2 separate regions of the Homo sapiens genome follow, and region 1 is linked to region 2. A link is a loop called in an ENCODE intact Hi-C map of the cell type or tissue named here. Cell type or tissue: CD14-positive monocyte. All regions are shown on one strand. Links, peaks and the distances in the headings refer to the core of each region. The heading gives the core; the rest is flanking DNA.

Region 1 (8,340 bases), core at 37-8,036, 110 kb after region 2:
AGTAGTTGGGATTATAGCTGTGCGCCACCATGTCCAGGTAATTTTTTGTATTTTTAGTAAACACAGGGTTTCTCCATGTTGGCCAGGCTGGTTTCGAACTCCTGGCCTCAAGTAATTCACCCACCTCTGCCTCCCAAAGTGCTGGGATTACATGCGTGAGCCACCATGCCTGGCCAAGAGAAAATTTAAAGGAAAGAATGAGTTCATTCATAATCCCACCTCCCTAATATAATCGTTTTTTGGTTTTTTGTTTTTATGTTCTGTTTTCCCTTTCATTCTTTGACTATTATAACTGCAGGCATTTTTACATGGCTTTTACTCACAGGACATAAGTAATTTTGCGTGTTCCTTTTATGAGGTTATACATAGTCTTCGTAATCTTTCATATGAATCATTATCCCCTTTGTATAAAGAGGAGAAATTGAGGAAATTGAGCCTTAGAACCTTGCTGTTTGTCGTCATACCAAATTAAAGGCTAATGTCCCTTTGTCAGAGAGGCAAGTCCTTGGGGTGGAGTATTCGGTGGTTATGCTCCATCCCCTCAAATATCCCAGCTCTCCAGACGCATGATTACATAAGTACATTTTGGTGATGGGAGTTATGGGATCAGAGGGGCAGTCTGTGGCCACAGAGGAGAGAAGGTGTCACAAGCCAAACTCATGATCTTGGGCACATTAGTCTCAGTAACTTATTAACTGAGCTAAGCAGTTTGAAAAGAAATAAAAGCAAAAGAAAACAAGCCAAAGTACAAACCGTATCAAGCTTTAGAGTCTGAAGACTTATGAAAAGGGATCAACAATATAGTAGTAAATGAGACAGTGTTGACGCCAAGATAGGTAGGGGTGCAATTAAAATTCATTAAGACACAACAAGAAACTCTAGTCCAGGCTTGTTGCAGGTAAAAGGGACTTTGCCAATGAATTATTCAAGAAGAATTGAGCTGAATGAGGGAATCCTCTCTTGGGTTGGCAATGGTTCAGACTTACTTCGAACTTTCTCCCCAGGTAAGAGTATAACAAAAGTAACTAAGAAGCGTGTTCCTTTGTTACTTGAGCACTTTGTGTGTGGTTCAAACCACCCTGGCATTAGTCTTCCTATTATAGCCTGAACCTTTCCTAGTGATTTAAGAAAAAGAATATTAATAATATAATATTTTATTTAAAAATTAATAACAAGTTTGAGTCAAGTTTGTGGAACCCATGTGAACTCTTCTTTCTATTATTTGAAGCAAAATTTTAAAACCATATTAATTAACCCAACAGTTTTGAGCACATTTTTGAGGGGCCAAATGCAGTGCCCGTTTCAGTGATATAAAAATACATAAGGCTTTTTCCTCAAGATAATCATAATCTAGTGGCTTAATTATTCATCCTCACATTTTCTTGTGATTTAAAAAAAAATATTAGCATGGATACAGGTGGTAGAGATTTTATTCTCCTGTCCATTCTCAGCACAGCTTAGATCTACACATATACAACTTAGAGCAGTGCGACCTGGCACACTCCAACAGTGGTGGGGCACTTTCCCAAGAACACAACGACACTTCCAGCCTTTGTTCCCATGGTGCGACCCCCTTTCCTTTTCATTTATCTAGACTATACGCAGCCCTTTTTCTTTTTCTTTTTCTTTTTCTTTTTTTTTTTTTTTGAGACAGGGTCTTGCTCTGTTGCCCAGGCTGGAGTGCAGTGACACCATTATAGCTCACTGCAGCCTTGAAATCCTGGGCTCATGCAATCCTCCTGCATCAGCCTCCCAAGTAGCTAGGACTACAGGTATGTGCCATCACGCTGGCCTATTTTTTTGTATTTCGTAGAGACAGGGTCTCACCATGTTACCCAGGCTGGTGTTGAAATCCTGACCTCAAGAGATCCTCCTGCTTTGGGCCTCCCAAAGCGCTGGACTTACAGGCATGAGCCAAGGCACCTGGCATATTCAGTCTTTATGTCCTGGCTCTGCATCAGCTTTTCCATGAAATACTCACTGGAGATTCCTCCTTAGGGATCTCTTTTCTTTCTTAGAATTTAACTTTCTTCACGCTTCCGACATCATTTGAAGTTTTCAAGCTACAAATCAGCACTTTATTATAGACTATTTTGTATGAAACAGTGTCATTTTCCATGCATTAGTTTTGTCTTCTCAATTAATATGCCAGAAAGCAACACCTTACCTCTGTCTTCCCTCCTGCACCTAACTCAAGGCTAAATACTTACTGTGTGATTGGGCCTGCCATTCTAATTTTGCTACCTTTGTTTCTAAAATCCTAATTGTTGAGTTCTCCCATCGATATCTGATGGCCAATTTATTTCATAATGGTAATTTATTTTGTCACATCTGGATCGCTGATTTCTTAGTTAAATTTAAATGAGCCTTACATTTTTAGCCTAGATGTAATATTTCAAATCTAATACTGTCATTACATAATCACTAATACATTCTATTAGGAACGTGATTTTTACATTATGTTTGCAGCGATATAATAAATATTAAGTATCTGTGCTATGTATCCAGCCATATTTTGTTGTGAAATAAAAGGGTACATTTGGTTATAAGAGAGGAAGTAACAATTAGAAACTACTTCCACTATTTTCTTTATTTATATTAATTCTTGTGCTTTAAAGTACTTGTTGGCCGGGTGCAGTAGTTCACGCCTGTAATCCCGGCACATTGGGAGGTCGAGGCAGGTGGATTGCTTGAATCCAGAAGTTCAAGACCAGCCTGGGCAACATAGTGAGACCCAGTCTCAACACAAATTTTAAAAATTATCCAGGCATGGTGGTGCATGCCTGTAGTCCCAGCTACTCAGGAGGTTGAAGTGGAAGGATCGCTTGAGCCCAGGAGGTTGAGGCTGTAGTGAGATGTGATCCTGCCACTGTGCTCCAGCCTGAGCAACAGAGTGAGACCCGGTTTAAAAAAAAATAAAAAAATATTTAAAAGCACTTGTTGCTGCAGTTTTGCAGTGAATTCTAAGAATAGATTTCTCCTGCTGTCCTGTCTCTGGATTTGATTTCTTTCCTGCTTTTGTGCTTGGGTCCTCTTCAACTCTGACTAGACTTTCAATATTGCATTCATCAGAGACTCATTTGTGGGATCCTGAGCAAATTACTCCATTCAACTGAACTTTCTCTGAGCTTAATTTTCACTTATGAAAAAGGGATGATAATATTATTGCACAAAGTTGAGTTAAAAATGCATAAGATAGAAACATTTTCTGAATCTTAAGAACCTATACAGATATCAGATATCATCATCATCATCATCATCATGATTACCATTTATTATCATCATCACTATCTTGGAATTTGCAAAGTTGTTTAAGAAGTATGGCTTGATAGGACACTGGTAGTGTGTCCTATTACTACCTAGTTACTACTAGTGGTCAGCTATGTCATTTTCCTTCTCCTTCCTGAGCACTTGGAAGAATAAACTTTCCAGTTCCCTTTGCTGTTTGGTGGAACGATGGGACTCTGATCAGTGAAGAGTGGAAGGGGTCAAGGCATTTAATTTCCGGTACCTGACTCTTTTTTCTTCCCTTGGTAAAGTGGCCCAAGAGGTCTGTGTTTTGTGTTTTGGATACTGCTGCTGCTACAAGAGAATGAGGCTTCTATCATCTGGGTCCCTGAGTAGTTGCGTGGAGTGGAACTCACTGTCAACTCTGTGGGACTTGTAGTGTGAATGAGAAACTAATTTTTCTTGTGTTGAGTCACTGCAATTTGAGATTGTTTATTATTGCAACATAACATAGCCTATCATGACTAATACACTATTATGGGCCTCAGGATAAAGAAATTCCAGATCTAGGTATGGCCTAACTACCTATATATCCTTGAGCAAGAGGAATAACATATACTATCTTTTTTTTTTCTTCTTTTACCCAAAAAAATATGTGTAGAGACAGTCTCACTATGTTGCCCAGGCTGGTCTTGAACTTCTGACCTCAAGCCATCCTCCTGCCTTGGCCTCCCAAAGTGTTAGGATAACAGGCATGAACCTAATGTGTTGGGATTACTGGCATAGTTTCCCCACGCCTAGCCCTTTAAAAAAAATAGACATGAGGTCTTACTATGTTGCCCTGGCTGGTCTAAACTCCTGGGTTCAAGTGATCCTCCTGCCTCAGTCTCCCCAAGTGCTGGAATTACAGGCATGAGCCATCACACGCAGCAAAGTATACTATCTTGAAGGTCCCTTCAGCTCCAAAAACTTTGGCATTGCAACAATCCAAAGCTGTCCTATGTCAATGACGAAGAAATGTGAACTTTTGTTCAATGGAAAAAGTAACTTCAGCTATATCAAACCACCCCCCAAAGAAGGAATCAAGCTAGAAATAACTAAAAGTTCAGAATTGAAATAACATTTTTAAATTGTTTCATGCACATACCTGCCTTTTTAAGAGAGTATATTAAACCTAGTTACATTAAAAGTAGTCAGTGAGTCATGGTCATTATTATGAACCTTAGTTAAAATAACTAAATAACACTGTAAAAGACAGTGATGTCCTCAGGGCCAGTGACAAACAAAGGTTTATTTGCTTCTTGCAATGGTCTAGACTTCTCGTGTTATTTAAATTTCAGTTTTGGATTTCTATAGTCTTTCAATGCCTTTGTGCATTACATTTTTTTAAATGACAGGATCTTGCTCTGTTGCCCAGGCTAATCATGAACTCCTGGCTGCAAGTAATCCTCCCACCTTGGCCTCCCAAAGTGTTGAAATTACAGGTGTGAACCACAGCGACCAGCCCATTACTTCTCATTGCTGTCAATGGACTGATTGTCTACAATAGCCCAACTCCCCACTTTAACTGTAGAAAGTTAAGAAGGAGGAGGAGGAGAAGGGGGAGGAGGAGGAGGAGAAGAAGAGGAGGAGGAGGAAGAAGAAGAAGAAGAAGAGGAAGAAGAAGAAGAAGAGGAAGAAGAAGAAGAGGAAGAAGAAGAAGAAGAAGAGGAAGAGGAAGAAGAGGAAGGAAGAAGAAGAAGAAGAAGAAGAAGAAGAAGAAGAAGAAGAAGAAGAAGAAGAAGAAGAAGAAGAAGAAGAAGAAGAAAAAAAAAGGAAAGCCAACCTCACATTCTGTGGGAATTGAACATACTGAAAAAGATATAGGGCCTGAATAAGAGGTTAAGAAGACTTCCTAGAAGTAAAGCAAATAAGTTTTAGGCATGAACTCTGTAGACTCTATGGGTGCCCATCTTTTTGCCAAATTTTTACTCTCACAAATATTGCACGAAGATGAATTTCCAAGATGACTAAACTCCGGCTAGACAGTGTGTTAATGTATTTGATTTTCTGCAGCAACCCAGCAGCACAGATTCATAATTAAATTGCTAATGTGTGTTTGAAAGCTTTAGAGATACTTCTTCAGCCATCAACAAAACTAACATTGTCAGAAGAACTGAAATAATTTGCTCCTCATGACAGTTTGGTGAGACAAGAAGGCAAAATAATTAAGTATGGAGGCTCTGGAGCAGAATTGTCTGTGCTCAAAGCCTGCTTTTACCCCTTGCAAACTGTATGAACTTGGGCAAGTAAATCAACCTCCTGTGTCTCCACTTTCTCATTTCTAAATTGGGGGTAATCCTGTTCTTGCAAGGGTGGGCTGCTCTCTGAACTATTTTAGCTCACCCACATTTGTTAAACATCTTTTTTAAAACAAATTTTTTTTTTTTTTCAAAATAGGGTCTTGCTCTGTCACCCAAGCTGGAGTTCAGTGGCTTGATCACAGCTCACTGCAGCCTCAACCTCCTGGGCTCAAAGTGTCCTCCCACCTTAGCCTCCTCAGTACCTAGGACTACAGGTGCACACCATCACACCTGGTAGTTTTTGTGTTTTCTGTGGAGGCTGAAAGGGTTTTGCTGTGTTTCCCAGGCTGGTCTCGAACTCCTGAGCTCAAGCCATCTGCCTGCCTTGGCCTCCCAAGGTGCTGAAATTACAGGCATGAGCCACCACACCCAGCCTCTTGAACATCTTTAAATTCACGAATGCAAGCCCAATTCTAACATTTATTGTGCCAGTCAATAGGCCACTACATTCACCAATAAAAACCCATTTCTGACAGTCAGTAAATTAATTAGCACAGGGCAGCTTGTTCATCAATATTCAATTCACAGCAGAGCTTGGTGTAGTCCTTTTTATAATGCGGGCTTCCTGATTCTAGCAACAGTGAATGGGCCATCTCAGAACCATACATTCCTGATTGGCACGTTGGTTATAGCATAATCTACGTAACAGACGTGTAATACCTTTTAGTGTAGACTGAAGAATGCCCAGGTAGATTAACAGACATGGTAACAATAACAAACTTGGGTTTCACACTACCGTATTCTATGTCTAACATTCCTCTCTAGTTCTCAAAATTGCTAAATTTGAATTTTAGTACTACATTTCTGAGACAGAGTTTGAAGCTGCAGGATGATAAAGGGCGCTTAATATCGCAGATGCAGAAGTGTTAATAAGAGAGCCATGCTGACTGCCTGGTAAAGTGTGACTTGGTGGTACCTTGTGGGGATGCCTTGACTCTGAGTCTAGTCCTCATGTAGACAGCTCTAAACACTGTATTTTATCAGTTTATTCAGGTGAGACTACAGGGGAACATTCACACTAGCCAAAATCACATTTGCTGTCTAGATCAAGACTTTCTTGGCATCTATGTACCCAAGAACATGAATTAGTTATTTGCATGTTGCCCTGTGACACTAGAAAAAGAACAGAGAGAACCAGATGGTCCTACGGGCACTTTATCCAAGTTATTGTGGAAAAACCTCACGAATGTCCTGCTTCTCAAGAGAGTAGATCCTTCTAGGGTCTGATTAAATGGGGCCCCAGGAAGGATCTCTGCCTGATAAATTCTTATTAACTACCTTATTCACTGATTCTAAGATATACAGTTTTTCACTTTTTTTTGACGGGGGAGGGGGGGTTGCCTACAGAGTCTCTGTCGCCCAGGCTGGAGTGCAGTGGTGCAATCTCAGCTCACTGCAACCTCTGCCTCCCAGGTTCAAGTGATTCTCCTGCTTCAGCATCCCAAGTAGCTGGGATAACAGGTGCATGCCACCACACCTGGATAATTTTTGTATTTTTAGTAGAGATGGGGTTTTGCTATGTTGGCCAGGCTGGTCTCAAACTCCTGGCCTCAGGTAATCTGCCCACCTGGGCCTCCCAAAGTGCTGGGATTACAGTGTGAGCCACTGTGCCTGGACAGTTTTTCACATTTCTAACATAAAATTTTGGTGTATCATTTTGGTATATCCTTGAAATTGTAGTGTATCATATAGCCCATGGTGTGTCAAGGTATAATCATAGTTGGCAAGTGTTTTTTTCTAAGTGGCACAGAAAATAAAGACACATCCTAAAGGATGCAATCTTAGACGGCATGAAATATGGTGACTGCCCTTGTATTACTCTCCAGACTTTGACTTGTCCTGAACCGCCTCACCCTAAATTCCAATATGTGGGTGACAGTTTTCCTAGGTTATGTTCTAGGCACTAGGATCCACTCTGGTCATTTGAACAGACTGGAGATCGCCCAAACTTCCCTCAGCAGTAAGTTTACAAATTCTCTCTCAGGTGGGCTCACTTCTGCAGACAGCTAAGCCCTACCATTTATTTATGTATTTATTTATTTATTTGAGATGGACTCTTGCTCTGTCATCTAGGCTACAATATGATGGCACGAACACAGCTCACTCTATCCTTGACTTCCCAAGCTCACGTGATCCCCCTGCTGCACCCTCTTGGGTAGCTGGGACTCTGGGTTCTTGGCTAATTTGAAAAAAAAATTTTTTTTTTTTTTTTGGCAGAGATGGGGTCTCCCTATGTTGCCCAGTCTAGTCTTGAACTCCTGAGCTCAAGCAATCCTCACCTTGGCTTCCCAAAGTGCTGGGATTACAGGCCCAACCCACCCCTGCCATTTTCTTCACGTTCACTACTATTTCTTTCTCTCTTTTTAATTTTTTGTAGAGACAGAGTCTCAATGTTGCCCAAGCTGGCCTCTAGCTTCTGGGCTCCGCCCACCTTGGCCTTCCAAAGTGCTGGGATTACAGGCGTGAGCCACACGCGGGCCTGCTCTCTTTTAAACAGTGATGATCTAAACTTAGCTCCAAATAGAGGAAATCCTTTACTCCAGTGCTCAAGGACATTTGGCGGCAAGGATCCAAATTCCACATCCACAGTTGCGCCTGCCCCAAACCCCCTACTGGGCTTGTCATCTTGGTTTTCAGCTTTAGTCGGCTGACAAATGCTTATTGATAGACTTTCACAGAGTGGATATGCTGTCTCACAGCAGCAAAATTTAAGACATTAAAATGATCTAGTCTCAGGAGTTTTGCCATAAAGGATTTAGTAGCATTATAT
Region 2 (8,340 bases), core at 308-8,307:
CTTGTCTCTACTAAAATTACAAAAAATAGCCAGGTGCGGTGGCAGGCACCTGTAGTCCCAGGTACTCAGGAGGCTGAGGCAGGAGAATCGCTCGAACCCAAGTGGCAGAGGTTGCAGTGAGCCAAGGTCGTGCCACTGCACTCCAGCCTGGGCAACAGAGTAAGACTCCATCAAAAAAAAAAAAAAAAAAAAGGAAAGAAAATCATGTGTACAGGAGATAGGGAGTGCTTCTTTGTACTGGCTATATGAAGCTCTTGGTAGAAATGACATAAAAATACCTGAGGGATTCTCTCCCTTGCCAAACCAACCTCATTAAATCATCTCTTGAAGCTTCCAAATCAAAAACCTCCTCAACCAAATTGACTTTTCAGATTTCTTATATCAGAATCATAAATCATTCAGTGGTATCTCTGGAATATAGGACTGCTGCTTAGGCGATCTCAGCTTCATTTGTTCCTGGAGATTTCATACCCTGTGCAACCTCCTTGCTCGGTGCATCTCCGTGCAGTAGAAAATTGACTCCAGGGACATAGGAGCTGTATTCTTCCCAACAATTAGATCATTCAACACAGGGAAAGCTTTTCCTTGTGCTATACATTGAAAATTACTCACTTGGAACTTAATAAAGTTATGTCAGGGTACCTTTGCTTAATATTCAATAGGTCTATACATTCTCTTATCTGTCTTGCATATCCAATAGTATTCCTCTGTTCAGTAATTTCACTATAGAATGGATGAAATGGCACTGATTTGTAGACCATTTCCAAAATTTCAGGTAAACATTTTTAAAAAGGTAAATGCAGTTAGGTGGAAGGAATAAGTTCTAGTGTTCAGTAGCAGAGTAGCGTGACTGTAGTTAACAACAATGTATTACATATTTCAAAATAGCTAGAAGAGAGGACTTGAAATGTTCCCAACACATAGAACTGATAAATACTCAAAGTATTTATCATCGATGAACACCACAAATACCCTGACTTAGTCATTACACAATCTACGCATGTAACAAAATATCACATGCACCCCATAAATATGTACAAACGTTATAAAGTAACAGTTTTTAAAAGGGGTATATAAATGTGTGTTCTCTACCTTAGCAGTCATTATAACATTGTCTTTCATCTAAGAAAAACACATGTAGGTATCAGATGGAGTTCAGGTTCTCTGTTCACTCAGCTGCTAGTTTCTCAACCTACACAACCTGAACCTGCTGACTTTTCTCCCTTGCCACCACATTTACCCTGATTCAAGCCACCATTCTTTCTTGCCCTGACTATTGCAATAACCCCTTAACTCTTGCCTTACTGCAGCATATTCCTGGCCCAGCACGGTGATATTTTTAGACAGCAAAACAAATGTTTTATTTGTTTATTTAAGACACTTCACCAAGTTTGATAACAATAATGTCCAAACTCCTTGTCATGACCTATAGGACCCTACAGAACCTGGCCCCTGCCCACATCTCCAACTTCACCTAATACCTCAGCACATAAATATTTGTTGAATGGATGTGTTTGTCTGGTTCTCATGCTGCTAATAAAGACATACCCGAGATCGGGTAATTTATAAAGGAAAGAGATTTCATAGACTCACATTTCCAATTGGCTGGGGAGGCCTCACAATCATGGTAGAAAGTGAATGAAGAGCAAGTATACGTCTTATATGGCAGTAGGCAAGAGGGTGTGTGCAGGGGAACTGCCCTTTATAAAACCACCAGATCTCATGAGACTTCCTCATGAGAACAGCATGGGGAAAAACCTGCCCCTATGATTCAATTACCTCCCACCAGATCCCTCCCATGACACTCAGGGATTATGGGAGCTACAGTTCAAGATGAGATTTGGGTGGGGACACAGCCAAACCGTATCAATTAATAAATGAATAATGCCTTTCTTAATGTTTAAGATACATACTGGCTTCACAAAAACCATATTGCTAAAATGTAACAAATGTATCACATTGTGTATTCATCTGGATGGCAACTAATTGGTAACTGATACAGGCAAACATGTTTCTTATGGAGCTCTATATCGGCTGTGTTCAAAAAAAGAAAGTTCAGCTTCATCCTACCCACTCCCATAGGCTTTTTGTAAAAGACTCTTACTTTTTCTTCCTTGGTTGACTGACAACTAATAAGACAAAACCCTACAATTATATCTATAATAATTAGCCAACTAGTATATGCTAAATATACTAGTTATATATTTCAAAATAGCTAGAAGAGAGGTATTTGTACAGAGGATCATCAGTTGACTGATTCCTATTAAACTCAATCAAGCAGTAGTAGCTGTTCCGGTAATAACAGATTTGATTGTTAGTTAATAATTATATGAATTAGAGATTCTCTTAAATTCATACAAAAGGTATTTTTAAAAGAACCTGCTTTTGGTCAGTGTGCAAATGGGTAGATTTTAAAAAATCTGCTTTTAGGCCAAGTGCAGTGGCTCATGTCTATAATCCCAGCAACTTTGGGAGGAGGCAGGAAGATCCCTTGAGCCTAGGAATCAAGACCAGCCTGGGCAACACAGCAAGACCTCATCTCTAATAAAAATTAAAATAAAGAATTAGCTGGGCATGGTGGTGTGAACTGTAGTCTCAGCTACTCAGGAGGCTGAGGTGGGGGGATTGCTTGAGACCAGGAGTTCAAGCTTACAGTGAGCTATGACTGCACCACTAAACTCCAGCCTAGGCAACAGAGTAAGACCTTGTCTCAATCAATCAGTCAATCAGTAGATAAAAATCTGCTTTTGGGATTTAAGTGACCAACCATTGCTTATTATTTTGTTAGGCTTACTACCCCTTTGATCTACTAACAATGCCTAATGAAGTCAACAGTCAGTAATTAATCAGGCATGATCTATGAATAGTTGACAAACATTAAGCAGTTAATGGATTTCAGGTAAATGACAGGCAGGCTTATTAATATGCTGATTCTATTCTGGGAACCCTCATTAGAAGATAACTGCTTCATCTTCACAATGTCAAACTTGCTTCCAATGGATAAATTATCATGATACAAAAATAGACTGCAGATAAAGCCTTTAATTCTACTTGGGCAAATCCAAGAATAACGTAAGAGTGTTACTTAAACTTACATTTAGAAAAGTCAAAGATTTTAAGGGAAAATATATAATTACTTTGAAAACATAGACTATTTTTCTAGATTTATTTATTTATTTATTTTACCTGTCACTTACTTAACAAATACTTATTTACACTGGTCAGGCATGTGAAAGAGTTTTCCAGATTCTAGAAGCAGACTCTCCAAATCATGCTAAAGGCTCACACTGAGCTCTCAATCAAACCATGATATATTTTCATGATCCGGTAAGAGGTGTCATCCATAATTTCCTTTGTTCCCATTTTGTTTATAAGGCTAGCCCAAATCTTACCGTGTCTCAATCAGTCTGAAACTCCAAGTTCACATGTATTATCAGTCAGCTAGATTATCTCTCAAAGGCAAATGAAAAAAAAAAATAGTCCTGTTTCCCAGAGATTTTTTTCTTTTTTTGAGACAGGGTCTCACTCTGTTGCCCAGGCTGGAGTGCAGTGATGCAATCATAGTTAATTGCAACCTTGAACTCCTGGGCTCAAGCAGTCCTCCCACTTCAGCCTCCCAAGTAGCTGGGACTACAGGCGGGTGCCATCACACCTGGCAATTTATTTTTATTTTTTGTGGAAACGAGGTCTCACTATCTTGCCCAGGCTTGTCCCAAATGCCTGGCTTCAAACAATCTCCCCAGCTTGGCCTCCCAAAGCGCTGAGATTACAGGCGTGGGCCACCATGTTCAACCTCAGAGATTTTTAATGTACACCGAAAGTAAATCCAAATGCTTACATATTTTAACATAATTAGAAACGATCATTTAATTCCCTACCTTCAAAATATAATATTCTTATCAATATAATCTGAATGGTTCAAGTGCACAGAATCAGCAAACACATACAGAACAATGAGGCAAATTTACATTAATGTGTTCTATTGTATCAACGGAGAGTCACAGAGCTTCACCACACTCTAATCAGCCCAGGAAATGCATCATTAAAAGGAAAAATCCTTCATTCTGATGACTTTGAGATAGCAAAAAGCAAAAAAAAAAAAAAAAAAAGAAAAGAAAAAGAAAAGTTTAGATATCAGGCTCAGCTCATAGATACCTTTGGCAATGGCTTATTTTCAAGTTGAAAATCCTCTGATTTGAAAATAAATCTTGGCTGGATGCAGTGGCTCACACCTGTAATCCCAGCACTTTGGAAGGCCGAAGCAACCAGCCTGGCCAACATGGCGAAATCCCGTCTCTACTAAAAATACAAAAATTAGCCAGGTATGGTGGAACGCGCCTGAAATCGCAGCTACTCAGGAGGCTGAGACACAAGAATCATTTGAACCCAGGAGGCAGAGGTTGTAGTGAGCTGAGATTGCACCACTGCACTCCAGCCTGGGTGACAGAGTGAGACTCTGTCTCAATAAAAAACACACACACACACACACACACACATACAAAAAAAAAAAAAAAAACACACACAAAGAAAATAAATCTTACCATTATTTAAGGAGATTTTTAAAAAAATAGTTACTGTGTAAGGGAAGGTCTTCAAAAAACAAACAAACAAACAAACTAAAGCCTAATATGGCTAACTCTTAAAAAAAAAGGCAAAGAAATAAAAGGATGAAATATATTTTATAGGCCACAAGAAACGGGCATAAATTAAGTAGTTCATAAAAACTGAGGCAAAGACTTCAAAAATAGTACTCTCTCATATAGGGATAAAATGCCCTCGGTGCAAAGAGTTACGTGTAAAACTGTGTAAGTTAACTTTCACAATGTTGTAATTTCTCTTTCTCCAAAATCCATTCTCTATTATGTTTAAATGTTGATATGCTGAAATTTAAAGAAAACTTGATAAGGTATATAGAGTAGATTAAGAGAGGCTTTTCTTTCCTCCCAAATTCAATTTAGTGAATTTAAACTATTGGTACCTAACGGAATTGTGTGCTGACTCAAACTTTTTACTCAAGTCAATTTTTTTTTTAAATTAATTTTTAGAGACAGGGTCTTGCTTTGTTGCCTAGACTGGAGTGCATTGGTGTGATCATAGTTCACTATAGCCTCCAATTCCTGGGCTCAAGCAACCCTCCTGCCTCAGCCTCTCAAGTAGCTAGGATTACAGGCACATGCCACCACACCTGGCTAATTTTTTTACTTTTTATTTTTTGTAGAGTCTTGCTGGTTGCCCCAGCTGGTTTCAAACTCCTGGCCTCAAGCAATCTTCCTACCACGGCCTCCCAAAATCCTGAGATTACAGATGTGAGCCATGGCACCCAGCCTCAAGCCAACATTTTTAACATAATTTTTTTACAAAGCTTACAGTTTAAAATGTATTTATCACAGATTACTATAAGAAATTTTCTTACTAACGATTATTTCAAATTCGAAGAAAATAACCCCCAGGGTGAATGAGGGCTTTATTCATTTTTGCTATTCATTATTTTTTCACTAGTACTCACCAACCTGGTTAAATTTTTCCTATACGTTAGAAAAGAAAAAAAAGAAAAGTCCATGAACAACCTAAGAAGTCCGAGATCAATAAATTTCCTATCTGCTTAAACTAACTGCATGGATTCTGCTGTTTACAATTAAGAGTACCAAGGGAGATAGCTGGGTATAGAATCAAGGATTATAAATCATTTTCCCTGAACATTTTGCAAAGGATTGTTCCATGGTCTTCTGGCTATAATGTTTCTGTTGAGAAGTCTGATGCCATTGTTTTTCTTAAGGTTCTGGATATGACTTATTTTTCCTCTCTGAAAGCTTTGAGACTATTTTTTCTATCCCTAGTACTCTAAAATTCCTAGTTGAAAGCATGAGTCTTTTTGCATTCCTTGGGCTGCCACATCCAGTTGTGTAGGTTGTGCACTGCATCACTTTAGGGAGCCCTATTCCCATCTTAGTCCATAGATACAACTTGGATGACTGCACAAGATGGCCTTGTGGACATTCTGTGGGACCTTACAATCTGAAGATGACTGTCATTGAGCTCTCAGAAATCTTTTGCCCAATCCTTCCTCTCAACCAATTTTTTTTTTTTTTTTTTTTTTTTAGAGACACGGTTTCACCCAGGCTGGAGTGCAGTGATGCAATCTCTGCTCACTGCAACCTCTACCTCCTGGGTTCAAGCAATTCTCCTGCCTCAGCCTCCCGAGTAGCTGGGATTACAGGTGTGCACCACCAAGCCCAGCTAATTTTTGTATTTTTAGTAGAGATGGGGTTTTGTCACGTTGGCTATGCTGGTCTCAAACTCCTGGCCTCAAGTGATCTGCTAGCCTCAGCCTCCCAAAGTGCTGGGATTACAGGCATGAGCCACTGTGACCGGCCTCAACCAGTATATCTATGTTCTATCTCTGAAACACTTTAGTCACAAACTGGACTTCCCAGATTAATCTCCTCATTTTCTTATTTTGTCTCTATTTTCCATTCCTTGTTTCTTATTCCACTTTCTGAGAGATTTCCTCCACTTTATCTTCCAACCTTCTACTGAATATTTAACTTCAGCTATGCTATTTTTAATTTACGGAATTCATTTTTAAAAATAGAATTGTATTCGCCAGGATCCAAGATCTTCTCTTGTTTCTCTGAAGATGTCAATTAGAGGTTTGTTTACTTTTTTCTTTTTTTAGATTTTCTTCCATTCCCTGTATTCTTTCTGTTTCCTTTCTCTTTCCTGTCCACTAGCTGTTTCTTTTTTATTGGTTTTTGTCTCTCTTTTGTTTTAGAGATGATATAAATGCCTCATGATTCATGGCACTGATATTTCAGAGAGGGGCACTGAAAAGCTGATTGGAAACTGTGTGCGGGGGCAGGGGGCTTCTCCATTGGTGGCTTCACTCTAATTGATCTGGTGTGGCTGTTTTGCTGAGGATCCCAATTGAGAGTCTCTGTGGTCTTTTCTCTTGGTCTGATCTGTTTCCCCAGAAAGAAATCTGCTGAAGACAGAGGAGTCACCTGGCGTCAGCATTCTCAGACTTAAGTAAGGAGAAGTGTTGGGGCATGTGGCCTTACCTTTCAGCATGTAGTTTTTTCACTCAATGCCCAGTTTCAGTGCAGCAGCACATCCTTAGCCCTACACACACAGTCCAAAAGGTCAGAGTCTGTCTGGTTCTGCTAGAATAGGGAGGCTATTGTCATCCTGCTGTGTAGCCTAGGCAAAGGCATCCAAGGGCTTAACTATGTCTCCAAATTCCATTAACCTCAAGTGTACTGTCACCACCATGGGCAACCAAGAGCTTCCAGTTCTTTGCTGTCTCTGGGATTCTGCAGAACGAGGCTGCTTCTGGCTGTTCCCTGAGTCTGGTGGCTTTTTCAGCCCTTTGGTCTGCTATTAATAAGTCGTGTGCCACTCCTTCCAGTTTCCACATTTTATTTTATTATTGTCATCTCTTTCCTCATTTTTTTGTCCTTGTGGGATTATGATTTTTTTCCACCATTTTTTGGAAAGTATTTTGGGAAGTTGAGGTGGAAAACATATGTTGAATATACCATTATTTAAAACCTAATATTCTTTCTATACTTCAAAAAAACATATGGGAGGTCTATGGTGTGCTAGTCACTTAAACTCTCCTCTTCCTCATTTATATGTCACAACAATGTAGCACCTACCTTATGGGATTATCCTGAGAATTAAATGAGGAAAAGCTGGTGAAGCACTGAAGTTTATTATAATTGTGAAAACAATGGAAAATGAAGAGGTTCACAACATGCTGACCCAAAATATGCCACTTTGGTAGATTGATTATTTTGAGCTAAAAGAAACTGAAAATCAAGAAATGCAGGAAAAGCTCTTTACCTCCCACTCAACTACATAAAATAAACCATAAATTTCCGGTTTAATAAAGGACATTTACAATTATAAAATATCTATACCAGGAGGAGAGCTATGCTGAGGCAACTTTGATCACCTGAGAGACTTATCTGCATAATAAGACAGGCTTTGTTCACCAAACATTTTCTCCCTTCACCTTCCCACAATTTGTCTCCACCACCCTCATGCCCCAAACTTTTATTTCTTTCTGTAGCTCAGGATGATTTATGCATCTCAATCATCTGGCCACCCCCTTGAGTCTAATTTTTGTGGGACTCCCATACATATGTATGTAATTAAAATTGTTTTTCTACCATTAATCTGTTTTATGTCAACTTGATTTATAGACCAGCCAAAGAACCTATAATGGTAGAAGAAAGCATTTTTCCTCCCCTGTAGGACCAAACAATACATGGCAAACAGCATGGCAAAGCCACAGGAAAGATAACATTCTCTGGGATTAATAAATAACAACAGTTCTCA

Evidence for each region. A loop is a pair of places that touch in the nucleus more often than their neighbours do. Peaks named below come from ENCODE experiments on the same cell type or tissue, not always from the same donor. Only the 100,000 strongest peaks of a DNase experiment are listed, where the experiment ranks them.
Region 1: it touches region 2 in a loop (2.0-fold over the local background); 1 of 110 quality-filtered maps calls a loop at or near these places.

The regions. Positions count from the first base shown.
Region 1 is chr10:23,347,485-23,355,824 of GRCh38, reverse strand. No RefSeq gene overlaps it. Among named protein-coding and RNA genes, the nearest start is that of C10orf67, 6.9 kb to the right of the region's middle. In CD14-positive monocyte, for the core only: no CTCF peak of the experiment used is centred there; a DNase peak (open chromatin) is centred at 3,724; H3K27me3 peaks cover 720 bases.
Region 2 is chr10:23,460,603-23,468,942 of GRCh38, reverse strand. No RefSeq gene overlaps it. Among named protein-coding and RNA genes, the nearest start is that of OTUD1, 26 kb to the right of the region's middle. In CD14-positive monocyte, for the core only: no CTCF peak of the experiment used is centred there; no DNase peak of the experiment used is centred there; H3K27me3 peaks cover 755 bases.